Linked DNA regions of Mus musculus: regions 2, 3, 4 and 5 are each linked to region 1. A link is a loop called in an ENCODE intact Hi-C map of the cell type or tissue named here. Cell type or tissue: gastrocnemius. All regions are shown on one strand. Region 1 overlaps Slc37a2 (solute carrier family 37 (glycerol-3-phosphate transporter), member 2). Region 2 has its middle 29 kb from the start of Pknox2. Region 3 overlaps Pknox2 (Pbx/knotted 1 homeobox 2). Region 4 overlaps Pknox2 (Pbx/knotted 1 homeobox 2). Region 5 overlaps Pknox2 (Pbx/knotted 1 homeobox 2).

What was found. Peaks named below come from ENCODE experiments on the same cell type or tissue, not always from the same donor. Only the 100,000 strongest peaks of a DNase experiment are listed, where the experiment ranks them.
Region 2: it touches region 1 in a loop (6-fold over the local background); 27 of 42 quality-filtered maps call a loop at or near these places.
Region 3: it touches region 1 in a loop (9-fold over the local background); 16 of 42 quality-filtered maps call a loop at or near these places.
Region 4: it touches region 1 in a loop (3-fold over the local background); 25 of 42 quality-filtered maps call a loop at or near these places.
Region 5: it touches region 1 in a loop (4-fold over the local background); 7 of 42 quality-filtered maps call a loop at or near these places.

What each region holds. Positions count from the first base shown.
Region 1 is chr9:37,227,878-37,231,877 of GRCm38, forward strand. It overlaps Slc37a2 (solute carrier family 37 (glycerol-3-phosphate transporter), member 2), which reads right to left. Exons shown (of 19, transcript NM_001145960.1): 19 at 1,272-3,779. Among named protein-coding and RNA genes, the nearest start is that of Tmem218, 22 kb to the left of the region's middle. In gastrocnemius, no CTCF peak of the experiment used is centred here; a DNase peak (open chromatin) is centred at 2,233.
Region 2 is chr9:37,174,247-37,178,246 of GRCm38, forward strand. No RefSeq gene overlaps it. Among named protein-coding and RNA genes, the nearest start is that of Pknox2, 29 kb to the left of the region's middle. In gastrocnemius, no CTCF peak of the experiment used is centred here; DNase peaks (open chromatin) are centred at 1,852, 1,974 and 3,044.
Region 3 is chr9:36,892,996-36,896,995 of GRCm38, forward strand. Pknox2 (Pbx/knotted 1 homeobox 2) reads right to left here. Exons shown (of 13, transcript NM_001029838.2): 11 at 2,316-2,392; 12 at 1,325-1,503; 13 at 1-62. Among named protein-coding and RNA genes, the nearest start is that of Fez1, 62 kb to the left of the region's middle. In gastrocnemius, a CTCF peak has its summit at 2,126 (motif pointing right); DNase peaks (open chromatin) are centred at 1,424 and 2,179; H3K27ac peaks cover 3,607 bases.
Region 4 is chr9:36,968,914-36,972,913 of GRCm38, forward strand. The region is part of intron 3 of Pknox2 (Pbx/knotted 1 homeobox 2); the gene reads right to left. Among named protein-coding and RNA genes, the nearest start is that of Gm34652, 3.2 kb to the right of the region's middle. In gastrocnemius, CTCF peaks have their summits at 52 (motif pointing left) and 1,940 (motif pointing right); DNase peaks (open chromatin) are centred at 22 and 1,930; H3K4me3 peaks cover 345 bases; H3K27ac peaks cover 2,739 bases.
Region 5 is chr9:36,914,081-36,918,080 of GRCm38, forward strand. All of the region lies in intron 7 of Pknox2 (Pbx/knotted 1 homeobox 2), which reads right to left. Among named protein-coding and RNA genes, the nearest start is that of Gm34652, 58 kb to the right of the region's middle. In gastrocnemius, a CTCF peak has its summit at 2,465 (motif pointing right); DNase peaks (open chromatin) are centred at 2,472 and 2,893; H3K4me3 peaks cover 588 bases; H3K27ac peaks cover 1,578 bases.

The DNA of each region.
Region 1 (4,000 bases):
GAGAGAAACCCCTAGAAGGAGCTGTTGATTGTGGGGAGGAAGCCTGGAATTGGGCAGGAGTGGGGGTTAAAGTAGTTGAAGTATACTTAAAGATGATGTCATTGATGAGCTCTGATTGGGGCACTGTGCAGCAGCCAAAAGAGGGCACATCCCCTTTAGAGTTATTTCTAAAAGGATGGTAAGGATGCTGCTGTACTCGGTGCTATGTGGCCACCCCTGTATACCTGTTAATCTTTGAGGTTTTTGGCTCATGCACGTGCACATGCCTGGTGGATATGTATGCATGTGGAGGCCATAAGTTAACCTCAGGTGTCATTGTCAGATGCCATCCATCTTGATTTTTGTTTGTCTTAGGTAAATTCTCACTGTCTGGAGCTTACTATCTTCCTGTTTCTGCCTCTCGAGTGCTGGACAATTAACTTGCCCCCATACTTTTCTTCTTCGAGCGTGTTCTGGGAGTCAAACTCGGGTCCTCATGCTTACCCGGCAAGCATTTTACCCACTGAGCCAGCTTCCCAGCACTGGGAGCTCCAGTTTTTCTATGCTTCTGACTGTAAGTCGGTCATGCCTGTTTTGCACTAATGATGCGTATGAGTTTGCTATTGCTGCTGTAAAACATTACAAACTTCACATGGCTTAGAACAATGCACATGTATTATCTTACTGTCTCACAGGGCTAAGGACAATACTGTAGGAGAGATTCTAGGGGAGGACCTATTTGCATTCTTTAGCTTCTAGAAGTCCCTCACATTCCAGGGTTGATGAGCCCTTTCTGCATTCAGAAATCAGCAATGTAACATCTTCCACTGTTTTCCACCCCTGCCTCACTGTCATTCATGAGAGCCTTGTAGTTATCCTGGGCTCAGTTGACAACCCATCTCAAGAAGTCTCGTTTATCATGTAGCACAATATATTTATGGGATCTAAGAATTAGGGTGTAGACAGTCTGGGGGGGGGGAGGCATTACACCTTCTACAGGATATAGGGTTCCATTTCTTAGCTGTAAGGATGGCCTCCTTCCACCCCCAAACCTCCCTTATTCCCATAGCCTCGTGGACAAGGTCGGTTGCTTTGTCTAGGTCTCATGGCTCCCTGCAGCGGCCCTCCCCACCCTCTGTCTGGTCCCATGTTTAGGTCCTTCCTCACTCCTTCAGTGAAGCCTTAAAATTCTCAGCTCTACAAGAGGCTCTTTCCCTTCCAGCTACTTCCCACCTGCCACTCCTCATACACACTAGCCCAGCCTCCCAGTGGGTCTCTAAAGGAGAAACACAAAGAGTTATTGCCTTTTAATTACACGTGCTATTGTAGCATCTATAAGGAAGAACATTTTAAGCTTAATTGAGACCAAATGTGAAGTTAAATTAAATGAATAACTAATTAAGGTAATGTTCCTGCATTAGCCCCGTGTGAGTGCAGAGGCCTGAGAGAAGACAGGTACCAGGCCTCTAGTGAACAAACTGTGCGCAGAGCTGGCGTGTTGGGGGGATGAGGAGGGTGCAGAGAACCTGGCCTGGCAAGCGAGTGCAGAACGGTCCATGGGGGTGGTGATCCTCAGCCTTTGGGGTTTTCTCCAACCCTCTTCTTACACCTCCAGCCTAAGCCTTCATTTTTGAAGCCTGGCTCTGGGCTCTCACAAATCTTTTGAAGCTTTCTAATGACTCTCTTGCCTGCCTGGAGTGCATGTGTGCGTGTGTCCATGCTCTGGTCCTTATCCCAGCATAGGACAGCATGACAAGATTTATATTAGCTTCTTCTGTCTTCTGCTTCTCACTGCCTTTTCATATTGATCATCCAAGGCCCTTGGATTCTTCCTTCAAATACTGTCACACGTGAAGCCACCAGGATCGCCCCTACTGGCCCTGCCCACCAGTCCTGTCGCATCAGGTCTGAACTAATGAATGATGTAGCCCTCAACTGAGGTCATTGCTTTGTAGCTTGTGTTGTTTCTATTTTCATAGTCTGTCTTCTCTGCAAAGGAGACAAGAGCAGCAAGTGTGACTAACACTTATCTCCCTTCACACCAGTCCCATGCCTTGAGCAATGTTATTCCCCTGTGTAGATGAGGAGACAGGAAGAATGTGGTAAGTAATGAGGCTGAGATAGAGAAGACCTCCTAGAACCACTCCTCCCACACTGATCTCTCAAGAGGCTGTGTCAGGAAAGCAGAGTCTTCCTTCTCTGCAGAGGAAGGAATAGCAACCCTGCCTGCCCTGGACTCTACTACGGGATGCTATCACCATCTAGTGGCCTACAGAAGTAACACAGCTTTGCCTTAAAGTCTGTCCTTTCCACATAAGGTCAGTCTTTCTGGTCTTGAGGGATTTGTGAACACTGAGCAGACTACCATGTGCCAGCCCCTGCCCTGTACCAGGTCCTGAGGATAAGATGTGCCTGACTGACTGCTTCCTGCAGGACTAAAGTGAGAACCAGGCAAGTGAGCTTTATATTTTATTGCTGAGGCCAGTGTATCTAGCTAACACACTGACTGACACAACATCCTAGTAAATGCAATGGATGTATCTTGTATGGGGGTCTAGGCTCCTGCTGGATTGCACAGTGTTATCAATGTCATGAGCAATGCCCTCTGGGAAAGACAGCTGTCGCAGCCCCAGAACACCAATCTTTGTTGTTCATGTGACAATGCTTTACTGCCCCTCACGAGCCCCATGGCTGCTGCTATGCCAGGCCCTACCAAGGATAAGCAGTGGCACAGTTGGCAAAGGAAATCTGTATTGGTGCTGATGGGCAGCTTAGAGGTCAGGCGGAAATGCCAGGAGTCAGCCTGGCATGTCGTGAACCAGGACTCAAGAGCGGAAGGAAGGGGCATCAGAACACCAGGCAGAGGGTGGCTGCAAGGTGTCTCCTAGCAACTGCTCAGTAGCAGTTACGCAGATGTTTCCAGTGGTATCTTCATTTCTTGCTAAACTTGGCACCTATGTTCAGGGTTAAGTTCTTCCCATAGCCACTTCCTGTTTGTTCTTAAAGGACAGCTGTCATGACTTGAGCACCCAGTGCTTAATTCACACTGGCATTTGCAGTTGTATACAACACCTTAGTCTTCACCAAACTGACCCTGATGTCTTCATCCACTGAGGCATCTTAAGAGTGAGGCAAGGAAGGTACTGGGCTCTGAGGGTGGACACGGTCAAGAGCCCGAGAGCAAGTTCCCCTACATTTAGTACTTATGACAGCTCCCGTACCCCATCCAAGCCTTGACTCTGCAAAGGCAGCACTAATGCTTCAAAGTGGCTGAGTTATCAACAGGATCGAGTGGAGGATAGATCAACAGGGTCCTACTTGGAGAAATACAGAAAGAATAGTTCATAGACAGAGACAGACACAGAGACAGAAACAGAGAGAGAGAGAGGCCCAGCACCTTTGAAACAAGGTGAAATCCCTCATAGGTACAGGATAATTACAGAGGTTTATAATTTAACATGGGAAGGAGAGATGCACCTTTTCCAGGCCTTGGAATCCAAACAAGCAAGAGTCTGAACCTGTCCTTCCTTTCTGCTTTCAGCCCATTCCTTCTGATTGCAGTTCCCAGAGCTCAGGCCTTGAAGTCTGCCATGTTCCCATGCTTGGTGCTCAGCAGCCCCTTCCCATAGAGTTTTCTGTACCCTTCCTTAGTGGCAATGTAGCTTGGGGCTAGACCAGTTAGATCAGGAGGCTTTGCCTCTCCCTGTGATGGAAGCTTCCATTCTCTTGCTCATAAGTTGGGTACCCAGCAGGGGTGGCCCATGTTGCTCTTCCAATTGAGGCCTCAAATTTGTTTGTACCTGCATGAACAGAGGGTGGGATGGAAGAGAAAGTAAGCCACAACTTAATAAGCTTCTGCCTTTCATGTCTACTGTTCGTAATTAGGGTTCCCCTTTACTTGTTGGGCAGGCACTAACAAGCCAGAATAATATGGGAAACAAAGTGTTTCTGCCACATTTGGCCACTTCACAAAAAGCATCACTCCCTATCTCATTCTCTCTGTGCCTCAGACCAACCCTGA
Region 2 (4,000 bases), 54 kb before region 1:
GAGACTGACTTCCAACCTCCCTCCACTGTGCCACTAAAGACCAAGGACGCTGTGCCTCGGTTTCCCCTGCTATACAGTGAGGGAGCTACACTAGGTCCCATTGGAATAGCTATATTTCAGAACCCTTGCCATCACTGCTCATTCACCCACCTACAAACACTCCTCTTTATCGAGCCCTTGCTATGAGCAGGTGTTACAGATATGACAGAATCACAAAGTGATGGACGGGGTCAGAGTGAGGTGTAATTTCTGGGGAATGTTTGCATAAGCAATGGCAGAGCCTTAGGGACCATGTTATATGCTGGGACGCAAGGGTCTGAAGTACAACCCTACCCTTGACCTTCAATGTGTCTTATAGCTGGAGACAGGATCTTAAAGGAAGTTGTAAGGGTGGGGTTCTGATCCGAGAAGACTGGTGTCTGTATAAGAATTAGAAAAGACGAACTGGGTAGGCATAGCAGGCATGAGTTTAATCCCAGCTCTTGGAAGCCTGATCTACCTAGTTAGGATAGCCTAGGATAGCCAGAGCTACATAGTAAGACCCTGTCGAAACAAAACAAAGCAACAAACACCACAAACAAATGGAAGGGGTGGTTATTTCTCCCCTATTCCCTATACAAACAGGAGAAGTAGTCATCTACAGACCACAAGGAGGGGTCTCAGCAGAAACTAACCTAACTGGCACCTTAACTTTGGACTTCTGGCTTCTGGAATCATGCAGATACTAATTTCTGTTGGGGTTTTGTTGGGTTGGCACACACTAACAGGAGGGAAAGGGAACAAGTGCAGAGATACAGAAGATCAGGTTAGGGCTCTACCAGGCTTCAACAGGGAAGGTTTCCCATAGATGCTGCTGTCTGAAGGGCCAGGGACATTCAGAGGTTAGGAGGGGGGGATACTGGATAGGACACCTGCAGGAGACAATGCAAAGGACGAGCATTGGGTCCACTGGGAAGAACTGAGCTCATTTGTTCTCAGTGCAGCTGAAATGGTCGGAAGAAGCGATGCCAGAACGAAGAAGGGGGTGCGTGGGGGCTATGAGCAAATATGCCTCAAAGGCCAGCAAGCTGCAAGAACTTTGAATGCTTGAGATTTATCCCATGATGCTTCTGATAAACAAATGCCAAGGTGAGTTGTGCAGGTGAAGAGCTGGACAGCTGCTCTTGCCCCCAGGATGGCAAACCTACCTGTCCCTTCTGGGCAGGCTTTGCTTGTTCACACAAAGGCTTCCCTCTTACCTTTCCACACATCTTCTAGGAGAGCCTTTCCTTTAGGTACATGCCTTCAGTTTGACAAAAATCCCTTGTTTCTTATTAATAACCTCTAGCGTTTATTGCGTTAGTTAATGCCAACCAAGCATGAGGCGTTGTTTTAGGGGCTTTATGTGAATTAGCTCTTTTAATCCTCACATCAACATTATGGAGTAGATTCTATTAACTCCAGTTTATGGATGAGGAACCTGAAGCACCAGAGATTAAGTCACCTGCTCCGAGCTACTCAACTAACAGAGAAGCCAAGGTTAAACCCCTGGGGCAGCCTGGCAGTCTGACTTGGTGTTCATATATTCTGTGGTCAGAAGAGAGAAGTAGAGATGGAGGGAGGGAAGAAGAAAGAGAGGTGGGGAGGAAAGGAAGGAGGGAAGGGTAGAGGGATGGAAGAAGGAAAGGAGGGAAGGAGGGAAAGAGGAAGGGAGGGAAGGAGGGAGGGAGAGAAGGGGGAAGGATAGAGGGAGTGAGAGAGGAAGGGAAGGAGACAGGGAGACAGAGAAACAGAAAAACAGAGACTGAGGCTGGGTCTTGGCTAGGTGCCCCTGGCTAGTTTGAGTACAGTAGCCAGGATAAGAACTGTGAACTTTCTGATTCCAGATTCTGGGCTCCTACCCACTTGGAAGTGATGCCTTTTGAGGGACTGGTGAAGAAGCAGATGGCTTTTTATAGCTCCTCAGGAAGTAGATTAGAGAGGCCTGTCACGAGGTCCTTGGAGAATAAAGGAAATCAAGGAGGCCAGCCAAGCAGACTCTGTGGCCAAGTATTTATCATCCTGCATCACTTAGCTCTTACACATTCACTCATTCATCAGATGCTTATTCTGAGCCTTCTGTCTTGGGCACCGGGTTGAGAAAAGCAAGCAGAGGAAAGCAAGCGATTGCTAAGAAAGACCATGGTATACACCAGCCGTCTAAATGGCAGGGTTCATAAATAAATAAACAGAACAAATTATTAGAGTGTGACTACATCTATAGATCAATATATTTCTCTTCATCTACCTATAAGATCTTATAAAGAAGATAGCCTACCCCTGCCTGCAGAAATCTCTGCACCCATCACTCTAAAGGTGGTGCCCATAGAGCCAGGCAGAAAGGATGATGGGAGCATCCTGGGAGAGCAGGTGAGATCCTCTGAGCTTCCCAGAAAGAACATGATGGATGTCTGTACTCCTGGACCACAGATCCACAGCGTCAACACTGAAAGGCTTAGAACAGATGAGCAAACTGAGCAGGAACGGGCTGCTCCAGGAAGCATCACATCTCAAGGCCATGCACATTCGAGTCCTGTCGCCAACTCAGCCCTTTGTCTCCGACATGGCTTGTCCCAGGTTTACACAGGCAGCAGGTGGCTGATACTCTACAGCCAATAGTGCAAGAATCACTACAGCCTCCACACCAGACTTCTGGCCTTTGTGAGTACAGTTGCAAACAATGCAGAAGGAACAGGAAAGAGGAATAAGAGAAGTCACGAAGTTCGATGCAGTCTCTGGTTAGTACACCTGTAAAAATTCCAAATCTCCTTGACACCCCTCTCTCCAACCCACTTCCTAGCCACGAGTCTTACATACAGAAGCAATACAGATTGCTTCCCACAGTGACTTTCTCTCTCTCTCTTTCTCTGCTGCCTGCTCTACCAACTCCACACGTTGTCAACCACTATTTCATCTGCAGATCCTTTTCTCCACGGGTGTGGGATAAGCCCCACAAAGTCCCCCTCAAAGATCAAGGGGGTTGCAGTTCTACTACCAGCCAGCAGGGGACAGTCCTGCTTCGAGTCTCTGTCCTGCCCAACCAGCCCCAACCCCCAGCCCAGTCACAACTCCTTAGAGATGCAAATTGAGAGGCAGCCTTCCTAACCAGAGAGGGCTGCTAATTCTCCGACGAGTATGCAGATTTTCATCTTGCCTTTGCTTGGGTTTATTTGTTTTACTTTGCAATAAATTTAATACAGACTCCCTGAAGCAGAGAGGCAGATGGACTATAAACTCTGCATTTTGAGCAGCCGTACTTACTAGGTTAGTGTGTGTTTTGATCCCTGCTTAAATTATATCTATGAAATTTGACATGGATTTGGGTCTGGGGTTTGCTGGCTTGTTGGGGCCTCTGGAGCTGTTCTTGGGGAATTTACAAGGATTGATTTGATTACCGGAGCTTTAATTTCTCACAGAGGCTAACGAGGAGGCCGAGGAGCCTGGCTGGGCACTATGGGAAGATGGAAAAGCAAGAGAGTTGGGCTTCTATGCGATTCAGTGATGACGTCATTAGCACTGTATCACACGCCTCCTGCAAGGTCTGAAGCCAGACCCCATGGACCTATGTGGGATCCTTCTGCCTTCCTTGGAGGACATGTATGAGTAAAAGTCTTGGGGAACTTGGAGCCTAGGGGAGGAAAACTCAGATACACGCACGTAGGGGTAGATATAACTAAATATTGAGAACAGCACAAATTAACATTTCATATGACTGTACATTGGACTGAGTCGATAGGACAAAGGGAAAGAAATGTAACTGCCCCCTCCAGTGAGGGAAAATGTAACTGCCTCCTCGTGCCTCACACCAACGTTTACAGTCTCCTCCTGTCTCTGCTTCCTCCACGGATCACTGAAGAAAGACAGTGAGTGGAAGGAACCAGGAACAGTATAACCTGGATTCTTGGCTCAGCTTCACCGATTCCTTCTTTGTACAAATATTTGGGCAACATATTAAGCTTGCCCGGCTTCAGCTTCTCTGGCT
Region 3 (4,000 bases), 330 kb before region 1:
CTGCATGGCCATGGTGGCATTGTCTGAGGACAGGGACTGCAGGTTGTCCAAGTTGATGGAACCTGCATGGGAGAGGACAAAGGTTAGGATGAGGCAAGGACTGTGGCTTGGGCCCAGCAACCTTAGTGATGGACAGGGTGGATGGGCTGGCTTGTGGGATGGTGGGGCCCTTGTCACCAAAAAAGGTGTAAGAGCACCAAACCCTGAGTGAGACAATCCACCGGCATGAAGCTTTCTATCCCTCCATTGCTTAACTTCTGCACCATTCCAGGCAGCAACACTCCAGGCTACTACATATTCAGCATTCTCTATATAAGTATAGAAAGCACTTTTTAATTAATTAATTAGTTAAAATTTCCAACTACTTTGTAAAGCAGGAACTCTGAAAGGAATTCTGAAGTGGAGGAAACTGAGTCTTGTCTTCATCTTCATCTTCTGCTAAGTCTTGGGTTCCAGATACTGTGTCACCACTGCTAGCACTGGGATTTTCTGCAGACTTGTCCAGCACCACCTCTATTTATTCCTAATCTACCTCAACAGATGGCAACACGTCACAGAGGAACCTGTGTACAGCCATAGGCATGCAGATATGCATGTGCACGGGTGTCTCCACCCTAGTGCCCACACAGCGATCTTCAGGGGCCAACCTCAGAAATGTCTCGCTGATTAAATTATCCATTGTTTACCATGAAACCAGCACGTTGGAGAGCAAGTATGGAGGGTGTGATAGAGAATCTGGAAGAACAAAGCTTCCCTTGGCCTCTGTTCACAAGCCAGCTGCCTGCCTTGGTATTTATAGATGGCCTTGCCCTTGGAGAGCTAAGTAGATAGTGTCTGTGCTCAGAAACTTGGGAGTATGAGGAGCAAGGAGAAAAGGGCTCTTGCTGAGCAACCACTGACTCCAAGGACCACCCTCTCCCATTCCATTGTGAGCTTGCTTTAAGTTTGTTAAAACTTACATGAGAGATGAGCGTTGTGGCTCATACTTGGAAACCTAGCACTAAGAGAGCAGAAGCATAAGGATCAGAATACAAGAATAGCCTTGGCCATATGAGGCCAGACCACATGAGATCCTGCCTCAAACAAAACAAATCACAGATAATAGCAATAACAAAAACAAACCAAAAATGTGCACAGAACATCCCTTCTTAGTAAGCTCTCTCTCTCTAAAAACAAAACAGAACAAAACACAACAAAACAACCTGGTACAAGCACTGTGGAAAGTAATGACAGGACCCTGGGGAAGGAGACATTCACCCTTGAATCTTTGCTTTTCGGGAGCCCCACCAACCCCAACCGAGGGCATCCTTAGGCCTGGTCTTACCATCAGGGTTCGTCCCTGGGGTGCCACCCTGCTGTTGCAGAACCCCAGCAGCAATGGAATTGGGCCAGAATCTTTGGGTGGGCCGGTGCTGAGACTTGATTTTCTTGGCTTTGGGAGCAGGATCTGGGTTGCTGGCATCAAGCATGGGCTGCAGGATGCGCCTCCTGGCATTGATGAACCTGCCCAGGGGTGATGGGGAAGACCTGGTTAGACACCATCTGGGCCGCATGGATAGTGTTGGGGTGAGCAAATGTGACATTTAAGCTGCTCCCCGCAAATGTCTGTAGGCAGGGGTACTAGTCTACAGGTAAGAAATCCTATGCCCGAGGAGTTTGTGAATTACCCAAGGTTTGGTGATCAAAGACTCTGGGAAGAATGCATGAGGAGCTGTCAGAAATCCTTACTCAAGATCCACCAGAACTGAACAGAGAAGGGAAGGGCTGTGGACACAGTCACCAACTTTTGGACTTATAACAGGGGCCTAGCTTTAGGGTCTAGTACCTTCCGTCCATCCTGACCAGAAGCAGACAAGGACACCCTACATCCCTGCCAGTTCAGGAAGGCATCTCTCCCTCCTCATTCCTAGCTTACTTTGTAAAATGTTTTGGTTTCAGCATACATGGAGTTGGGTAGACCAGATAACCACTGCTGGATTGGATGTGCCTTTGGTATCTGATGTAAGACCCTCTGGTCTGTCTCTGCTAGGCTGGTGAACCCAGATTCTCTAGCAGTGGTATTGTTTTGTTTTGTTTTTCCCCCTAAACTCATTAGGTTTCCATGGATGTACTTGACCCAATTTCCCAGCAGAGGGTGCTGTGAAGCTGCAGTTGAAGGCCAGGCCAGGCTGACTCCAGCTCCTTGTATCTGGCCTGGCAGTGGAGCTGAGGCTGAGGCAGGTCTGGGCACTCTCTCTCCTCTCCCTGCTCAGAGTTCCCTAGCCAAGCATGTGCTCCTGGATCTGAGAGCCTGTGGGCAGGTGATGCCAACTCACCAGTTGTTTACTTGCAGAAGGGTGAGGTTTGTCTGCGCGGCAATCTGCCTCTTCTCATCTTCAGTGGGATAGGGGTGCTGAAAGGAGAGAATGGCTAATGAGGAATTGTGGGCATATGGAGGCTAGATTGTCCTGGTGTTCATACCCAGCACATGGACACAGCTCAGGAATGGGGAGCCGGAACCGGAAAAGGGCAATGTTTGCTCTTGAGGACAATGCATCTGGAGTGTACACAAGAAGCTCCCACGTGCCTTCGACTCCCCCAGCACAGTGCCACACAATGGGGACCAGGGCGGTTTTTACAGTCAGTTCAGTATTGATCGCAAGGCACTTTCCCCTGACTCTCACTTGATTCCCCAGAAAGGCAGGCATTCTCAGAGCTAGGATCAACAATGGTCTTGAAAGCCCCCAAAAGGCAGTACATGGGGAAGGGGCATGAATTAATACAATCTAAATTACTTGTTATTTATATCTACTATGTATCCAGATTTTTCCTAAGAATTTGGAGAGACCAGATATATACAGTGGTACACTACTGCCATAGGACCTTTTAATCCTTTGCAACGCTTCCATACATTTAACTTCATTTAATCAAACATATTAACATTGTGAGGTGGGCCAGGCAGTAGTGACACACACTTTTAACTCCAGCACTGGTCTATAGAGTGAGTTATAGGACAGTCACTCAGATGGTCCTACCACCTCGGTTCTTCAGACTATGGCTCTGCGTTCCCTTGCGGAGGGCTGAGTGGTACAGATATCTCCTACGGTCTTGCATACTCTGGTCTGGCCTTGATTACACATTTATTCCCTCTCTTGAACCGCACTTCATGAGGACACAGTGCACATTTAAGAATGTGTCTGCACCATCTTTACACATAAATGACCACTGATAGAGGAAAACAAAGGCAAAATTGGAGATGCTGAAGTTTCGGCGCTGAGCACCGTAGAAATGTATGGAAAGGGAATATGAAGTGGCCAGAGCCACAGGAAGATGGCTGAACTGAGTGACATTAAAGAAAGGAAAAGTCTGATTGGGTGTGGTGGCTCATGCTTATAATCACAACACTTCAGAGGTGAAAGCAGAGTGATCAGCCTGGCCTACAAGAGACTCTCAAAACAATATCCTCCCCCCGCCCCACCACAAAAAAAAAAAATCACAAAAATAAAACAAACAAAAAACCTACCTGGAATCAGAAACAAAAGAAAGGGAGAACCTAAGGAGGAGGGTCTGGAGGCCACTGAGTGTGGAGCCAGACAACACTGAGTTAATGTAATTCTGGGGCTTTCTGAGGCTCTGGCACAAGTGCCTCACAGGCAGTAGGCATTGGGAGAGTCTAAAGAGACTATGGATTAATCCTAGAAACAGAGAAGGAGACCTGGAGGTCTTGGGCATAGAGCGCCAAGCCATCCAGCATTCTCAGACCAGGATCTTTCTTTCTGCTCCTGTTGCTAGTAGACAAGAAATGCTTGGACTCTTTAAAGTCCCAGAGATTGGGGCTCCCAAACTAGCTCTATTGTGAGACCTCAGGCATGGCATTTAACAAGACGTTATTAAGTTATGTGATGATTAAATACTTGCAAAGAGTTTGTACGGTGAGGATGGGGTGACTTGGGCAAGATGTTTAAAGCTCACAGAGGGAGCAGTTGGAGTATTGCAGCCTTTGAAGTGCTGGCGTTAGCAG
Region 4 (4,000 bases), 260 kb before region 1:
TCCAAGCACCTGGCTTACCCTCCCAAGTGTACTCATTACACCCCCTAGTGGTAGCAAAGGACACGGGCCATCAGCCTTCTTCAAGACTAGTCCAGAGGTGGTCTGCGTGGAAGTTTTGGGGAAGGGAAAAAAACAGAAGAGTGCAGACACCAGGACTTTCTTCTGTTTGGGTTCAATATAGAGTTGCCAGTATGTAGAGGCAGAATTACCAAATGGATGGCCTGCTTCTTACATAGGAGACAGGCCATGAGGAAGTGTGTGTGTGTGTGTGTGTGTGTGTGTGTGTGTGTCTTTACAGGTCTTCTTCACTGCATTCCACTCCACCTCATCATCAGTAAATGAGCTGCCCCTTGGGGCCTCAAAATTTCTCCTTGAACTAGACCAGGGTTTGTAAGCAGAGACATCCTGGCAATGCCACCCAGGGAAACTGAATGCCCGGGGAGATGCTGAGTTGCAGTGGATGCCTTGAAATATTTAGAGCCAGCCACTCACAGGCTAGATACTGATATAGCACTGCCCAGCATGGGGAAGGAAAACCTGAAGAACACAGAGAGGGGGAAACTCTCTCCAGGGCAGAGGGGGCTGGTGAGCTAGAAGTCTTTGGGATCCAGTGTTCAGATTTCCCTGTCTCTCCCTGAAGGTACTTGGGGCCTCTATCAGGTCTCCCCTAGCAACCTAAAGGAATAGAGGTGCCATTCAAAAAAAAAAATATTGATCTCAGGAGTGTGTGTGTTTTGTCGTTATGTTGTTGTTGTTTGTTTGTTTGTTTTGTTTTGTTATTGTTCTTTTCAGAGAGGGAAAGAAAGAGCTACCCTGACCTGACCTGAGTCTCCAAAGTACCAGGCATGCTTTGACCTCAAGCACACAAGCAAAGCAGAGGGGTTTCATGCTTCATTCAGCAGATGCTTATCACAGATCCACTCTGTGCAGGGAACTGTGCTAAGGAGTGAGGCAGGATGGGTGAATGAGGCCAGATCTTCTCTCTGGGGTGGGGGGTATGGTTGGTGGAGGGAGGTGATAATTTGGCAGGAAGGAAGAAAGTAAAGTGGGGACCGGTGAGGATAGTGCTGGCCAAGCATCTTGGCTACAAGGCTTGTCCTTCTCTCATTCTGACCCGCCTCAGCAGACTGACCACTGGGCTTGCCTTGTGTCCATCTCAGTGATGGACACTGAGACCCAGGCTATCCTTAGCACAGGAGCCTAGGAGAGAGCAGAGTGTGGGAGTCTCTCTCCTCTGTCAGGAAGACTATCAAGGTTTGTCTTCATTGCCCGGATTTGTGTGGATTGTCGCCAGTCATAGTAAGCAAGGGGAGACTAGAAAGAAATCCATAAGGAAAAAAAGGAAGCAGATTATTTCCTCCTCCTCCTCCTCCTCCTCTTCCTTCTCCTCTTCTTCTTCCTCCTCCTCTTCCTCCATGCTAGAGATGGACTCTAGGACTTTGTGCTGTTCTAAACATGTACTCCACCACTGACCTACACATCCCTTGCCCAGAGGAAAATGTCTTGAGATACTAGAAAGACCTTCAAAATGAAGACTTCTGAAGAGAGCTAGGTGAGGGGCACACATACTCCTAGCACTTGGGAGGCAGGTATAGTGCATTTCCAGGCCTCTAGGGTCTACATAGTAAGACCCTGTACACACACACACACACACACACACACACTCACACACTCACACAGATACACACACACATTCCCCAAAGACGATACTAAAACAAGTATATGAGTTCTCTCTTTTAAAACCCGGAAGAATAAGGAAATAGAGATCTTGAGAGATGTTAAGAACTCTGGAAGATAAAGTAACTTTGACTGGGCCTTGGTTCTGGAGCGCGGGGTGGGCCTGGCAGAAAGAGAGAGCCTGGGAGTGAGGAGTGCCCCAAAGCACCAATCTTTTTCAATGACTGAAAAGGCTGCAGGGTTGTAGTACCAGAAATCTCCAGAAGAGGGAGCACAGGGCAGAGACACTGCTACAGCAATATCCAGGAAGGTTTTTTTTTTTTTTTTTTTTTTTTTTTTTTTTTTTTTTTTCCCTCAGACGATTGGGGCAACTATTTAACACTGGGTTTGAGTCTTTTGGTAACTTCATTCCGTAAATGAGAAACTCACAGTGAAGGTAAGGCAAAGAAAGCTCAAACAGAAAAATTATGACTAAACAGAAAAGTCATAAATCTCCACTCTTTCCTTAATGCTCCCATAACGAAGGCAAGGGCTGTTTAGAGATGGTGTCACTTGATAATGTCTGTTGCAGAGCAAAGAAGGATAGCTGAGAATCCTAGAATCAACTATCCACGAGGCGAAAGCAGTTTTCAGTTCTGAGCCTGCCAGCTGTACAGCAAGGATGCTAGCTGACTCTGGCTCCTCCCCTTTTCTGGAGTCAACATAAAAGTTCCTAGGCCACTGCTGTTGCCCTCTAAGGATATTTTTTTTTCCTGAAAGAGAACTGGAAGCCACTTTAAAAAAAAGGCTTAAGTTACTTTCTCAGCCTAGACAAGTACAGCCACTTTTGGAAACTTGACCCAGGAGCTCAGTTGCCAAAGACCTCTATGCTCATCTGGGGAGTCTTGCTGTGTCCTTAATCCTTCGCACGCACCCCATCTTGCTTCACCCTGAAGGGGCATAAGCACCATCCTGGAGAGGAATGTAGGGATGTTTGTCATCCTGTCAGATGTAGGGTCTGGATGTAGGGAAGCCCTTTAGCAATAGCTGGGGGGTCTTGGATCTTTAGGGAAACCTGCCCTATATGCTTTCTTTGGTAGCAGAAAGAGGACCAGTTCAGAGTTTTGGGGCTCCAGAGCTTTCTTCAGAGGTTCTGTGGGGTCACTGGCCCTGTCCAGAGACCCTCTCATTTCTGTCATTAGATGTCACCAGGGCATTCAAGGGACCACAGCCAATGCCACAATCAGAGAGCTCTGAGGAACATTTACGCTGGAGAATTGCTTGGTCTGGACTCAGCTGAAGAATTTTCCCTTTAATGCTGAGACCTTTATTACAAGACATGGTGGGGAGGAGTGGTGGTGGGGGGAACCCTATGCAGTACTCAACTCCACAAGATATCCAGGAGGAAGTAATTTGTATCACTGATACTGTCATTGAACTGGTCCAAAGTGCCATTTTGCAGACTCAGGAGCCAAATGAGGTCATGGGAGACTGGGGCCCCAAAGGTGGGTACAAAAGAATCTTCACTCTGAGAAACAGGAATGTACAGCTAAGGGGTGCCCCCTCTCTGTGCCTTCTTAGCACTAGCTCCCCAGAGTCAGTGCCATGATGCCCTCAGACTGGAGCACAAACTCCACTGTGTTGACAAACATAGGCTTAGGGAAAAAATTGCCAAGCTCGTTAGAAGGAGCTCATTAGGACTTGTTGACATGAAACCCATTAGACCAATTAACATTCCATTAACGGCCTGGGGCACCAAGGGGTTAATGCTGCCGGGCAGTAATTGGGCAGGGGTGTAGGGGTTGGGGGCTCAAGGCCTTAAGGATGAGAAACAAAGTCTAATTGGGAACTGTCTGGCCAGCTGGCCTGACAGCATTTGTTCCTGGCCCCTGACCCTAACTGGGACTAAATTGTATCCTAGTATCCGGCGTTGAGGTAGAAGAAGGAAGGAAAGTTCAAATTTGCTCTGACCCCTTCCTGTCATGCTCCTTCACTCCAGACTGGAGACTGGGCAGGTGGATGGCATAAAGAATGGGGGGGGGGCGGGGGAGGCGGGGGCTTCCCGCCCTCTTCAATCCTGAGAGTTCTGTTTTCTTCATCTGTGACATTCTCTCCTTCATTCCCTCTGGTCTTGTTTTATTCATTTTATTTTATATTTTATTTTTGAAACAAGGGTCTTCTTCGATAGCTCAGGCTAGCCTCAGACTCACTATGTTTCTGCCTCAGCATCTGGTTTAAGAGCTGCGTCTTGTACATCACATCTAGTTGATTCGGTATCTTTTTCTAGCTCTGAGAACTGAGAGCCCTCTCCTATTCAGAAACTGGTTTTCTGTGACATTGCCTA
Region 5 (4,000 bases), 310 kb before region 1:
AGCCTCCACCCCCATTCACTTGGTCTGGGCAACTAAAGGGAATTTTTGTTCTGGCTTGGATCATTTTCTCCCCTACTCTTCTCCACCCTTCCCTTGTTGTTTAGCTGTGAGGCACCGAGAGGAAGCCAAAATACACCAGCAAAGGGGTAGAATGGAAAAGTTCAGGAGTAGAGACCGCAGGCAGGGCCAGGGCTGGCAACAGCTTAGCTGGGGCGAGGAAGAGAAAGCAGAGGCCTGGCCTTTCTGCATTTGGTGTCTCTCCCTGACATCTGCAAACAGGGCTGCTACTTCACACACCTCCCGAGGCCTCAGATATTTTTATAAAGATTTATTTTATTTTGAATTATGTGTGGATGTGCATGTCTACGTGCCATTACATGCACGTGGCAATGCAGGTGCTCTCAGAATCCAAAAGAGGCCATGGGCTCCCCTGGAGCTGGAGTCACAGGCAGTTGTGAGCCACTGCATGTGGGTGCTGGGGACAGAACTCAGGTTCTCTGCAAGAGCAGCACATGCTCCTAACCACTGAGCAACCTCTACAACCCACACAGGGTCACGGAATCAAACCCTCAGCTATTTGTAAATTTCAAAGCTTTCTCTAGCTAGCCTCCAGCATCAGACAGATCTGAAGATTACCAATTTACCATATACATGAATATCGGAGGGTGCTAATTAGCCACTTGATTTCATGTTAATTTCACCATCACCTTCCAGGGTCAACAAGAGAGAGAGAGTGTCACATTTTCCTCGAAAGGATTGAAGTCCCTTTCAGGACTTCCCTGACTTAAACAGCTATAGGTCTCCTGGTCTTGTGTGTATGATAGAGGCTAACAGAGAGAGGAAAGGAACTTTGGATTTAGATCCACTGGCCCTGCTACAAACACACTGCCTGGCACTGTTTGGTGTCTAATGATTTATTTCCTACTTCATATGGCTGTAGTCACTTGAGTGGCAGAGCAAGGGTTATATCTGTCCTCAAAGCCCTAGAGCCCTAGTGTTTTTTTATTCAGCAGTAGGAGAAGTTGAGTCAAGGCTACACAGGACAGCACAGACCTCGTCATATGCTTCCTTTGGTATTCTCTGGTGCACCCCTGGAACTTGGTACCAAGCCTCAGAAATCTAAGTATAGCCCCCGTCTCAGAAGAGGGCAAAGACCCCACCTTGCTGTGATGTCAGGTTGCATATTAGTCTGTAGCTCTGTGGAACGGTGGCGACAGGGCAGCTCTGACTCTCTAGGGACAGTCTTCGTCATTTTTTTTTTTTTTTTTTTTTTTGAAGAAGCCACTGTGGCAGCAGCGAAAGCCCTGGGGAAGAATCTATTGGCTAAATACATGGTATTGTTGTCTTCTCAACAGCTTCCTGGAGGCTTATCTGACTCCAGACCCAGGCGGCTGCTGTGTACACTCACAGAGGGACACCCACAGGGAGCGGAGAAGCACAGTGGTTGCAGTGTAAGTGACACTTCCAGCATCCAGTCTCGCATCCCTCTCGAGCTGTCTAGGCACCAGGCACCAAAAGCAGCTGAAGCTGAGCTCAGTCCAAGAACTCTGCTGTCTCTCTGGAGAGCCACAAGAAACCTGGCCTCCACAGGTGGTATGACCCCCCCCCACACACACACCAGTTTATTTGAGGTGGACAGGCAATGAGTCCCTCAGAAGAGGCTGAGCAGAGGGAGAAGCAACTTTACAAAAGCAAGGAACATGTGCCCCCAGAGTGCCACCTGCAACACCCTCACCCCTGCCCTCATCTTATGCACATCAATCAACGGTCATCAGTTTTACTTCAACTCTCATTTCTGGAACAAAAAGGAAGACTTCTTCAGAGAAAGGGATTTACTAAGAAACAAGAGGGGCTCTGGGATGGATCTTGGGAGTGTGTTTGTGGGATAATGGGGCACACAAAAACTGGCTGTGACCACAAGATTGGATCTGTGCTCTGACATCAGCTGGAAGAGTTGTCCGTCTCCTAAGACTTCTGTCTTTACTCTTAATAGGGAAAGGGCCTGAGATGCTCAGGAAGTTATTTTTCACCTAAAGAAGAAATTTCTGGGAAGCACACACACACGATCTCACATACAAATACTCACACACATTCACACACATGCACATATGCACACATACATGCATGCTCACACCCACACACATTTATGCACATATGCATGCATGCACACACACAAACACACACACACACACACAATGGGGTAAAAACCTAAAGCATGACAAAAATAAATGATGGAAACATTCCTCTTGAATGTATTTTGAGATGTTTGGAATTTTTATCTTACTAGGTTGTCCCTGAAACAGGGAGATAAACTGGATGACCTTGCAAAATCCCTTGCATTTTAGGATTAAGAAAAAAACAAAACAAAACAAAAAACCGATGGTCTCTAGGATTCCAGTGAAAGGATTAAGGAACAGGATCCAGATACAGGGCCCAGCCATCTGCTATCCTTGCCCTGGCCACTAGGGGTCTCTGCGGATCCATAGCCTCAGACCAGCTCACCAACCCCTCCCAGATGGCTACCACCAAGACTAACTTGCCTGGTCCGAGGGGAGGGTGGGACGTATTTCAGTGTCCCACTTCCACTGGAAGCTTGTCCCATCTTTCTAGGCATGGACGCGGACAGTCCTCTTGACTCTTCCTTATTTCCTATCACCTTTTACAGGGCACACAGAAAGGTTCTCTCTTGTGCAGATGTCTGTTGCCTTAGCTTGGGAATAGGTTTGTGAGGGAAAGAAGGCTGACTCTTCCTTTGACACTGTGCCTAGCACATTTTGGAGTGCGTGCTAGATGCTTCATAGATCTGTGGTCTAACTGGGCTGTACGCGCGTCTAGGTGGTTGAGGAGGTTGCCTCTGTCCCCAGACAGCCTTTCTGGCAGAGTCCCTCTGTTCTATCACAGCCAGAGTCCTGCCTTAGACCAAGAAGAGCTAGGCTTGCAAAAGCAAGGAAGCCAAGCACATATAAACAAACCATCTAATCCTGTCCTGTTCCACCCCAGCTGGGGGCTTTGGCCTCAAGGGAAAGGCACTCCAGGCCTGTGGAGACAAGCAGCAGCTGCTGCTCTTAAGGAACACTCCTTCCCGGAAGGAGCGGGAGCTCTCAGGTTTCACCCACCGGGCAGGAACTACACACTATGAAGCCCAACAGAAGTCACAGCTCTACTGCTATGGCGCAATGGGGTAGCACAAATCCACTTCTTGCCTCCTTGGTCTGGGGTGCTGCTTTCCCGTCTAAGTGGTAATACTCCTGAGGTGGACCACCTTCCTTTGTCCCCACCCGATCTGAAAAGTCACAGGTCACGTCCTCAAGATGATCAAGCATGGGGCAGAAGTCCTAAGGCCTTGGCAAGAGTGACTGCAGTATACCGCCTTCCACCTCCCTGATAACTTTGGAAAAGCAAAGCTTGCTGCATGTCAGGGAGAAGTCTACCCCTCTGAGGGAGAGATGGGCCGTCAGTGACTTCCATAGACTGCTGGGGAGTCCCAGAGCTAAGAGCTGGCTCCTTTACAGGCTGCTAAGCCCAGTACATTAGGATGTCCTACTTACTTCCCCATCTTCCAATCAGTTACCAAATCCAAACTCATGCTCCACAGTAACTGCTATGTCCCCTCAAGTCTCTGCATCCCTGGATTGCAGTCATCCCATGCCTAACCTGGGACCAGGAACCTTGCTCTCCTCTCTATCTGTAACAGGATGCCACTATGTTAGAAGAACACAGGCTCTATAATAACCATATACACATTCACTACTTAGTGTATGGTGTCGGGCCTGTCTCTTTTCTTATATCCTTTTCTCTTTCCTTGGGTGTCATAAGGAAATATAATGTCCATCTGAAGTCTTGTGAGGGATAAATTAAAATTTTACACATAAATACTTAGTGCACGCTATTTTTGTGATACGGGGAGCTCAGTCAATGCTGCGGGAGCTCCTTTCTCACCAGTTCATGTTGTAGCCATAAAAGCTCAATTAATTTGTCCTGCAATGTGTCTCCAGCACTG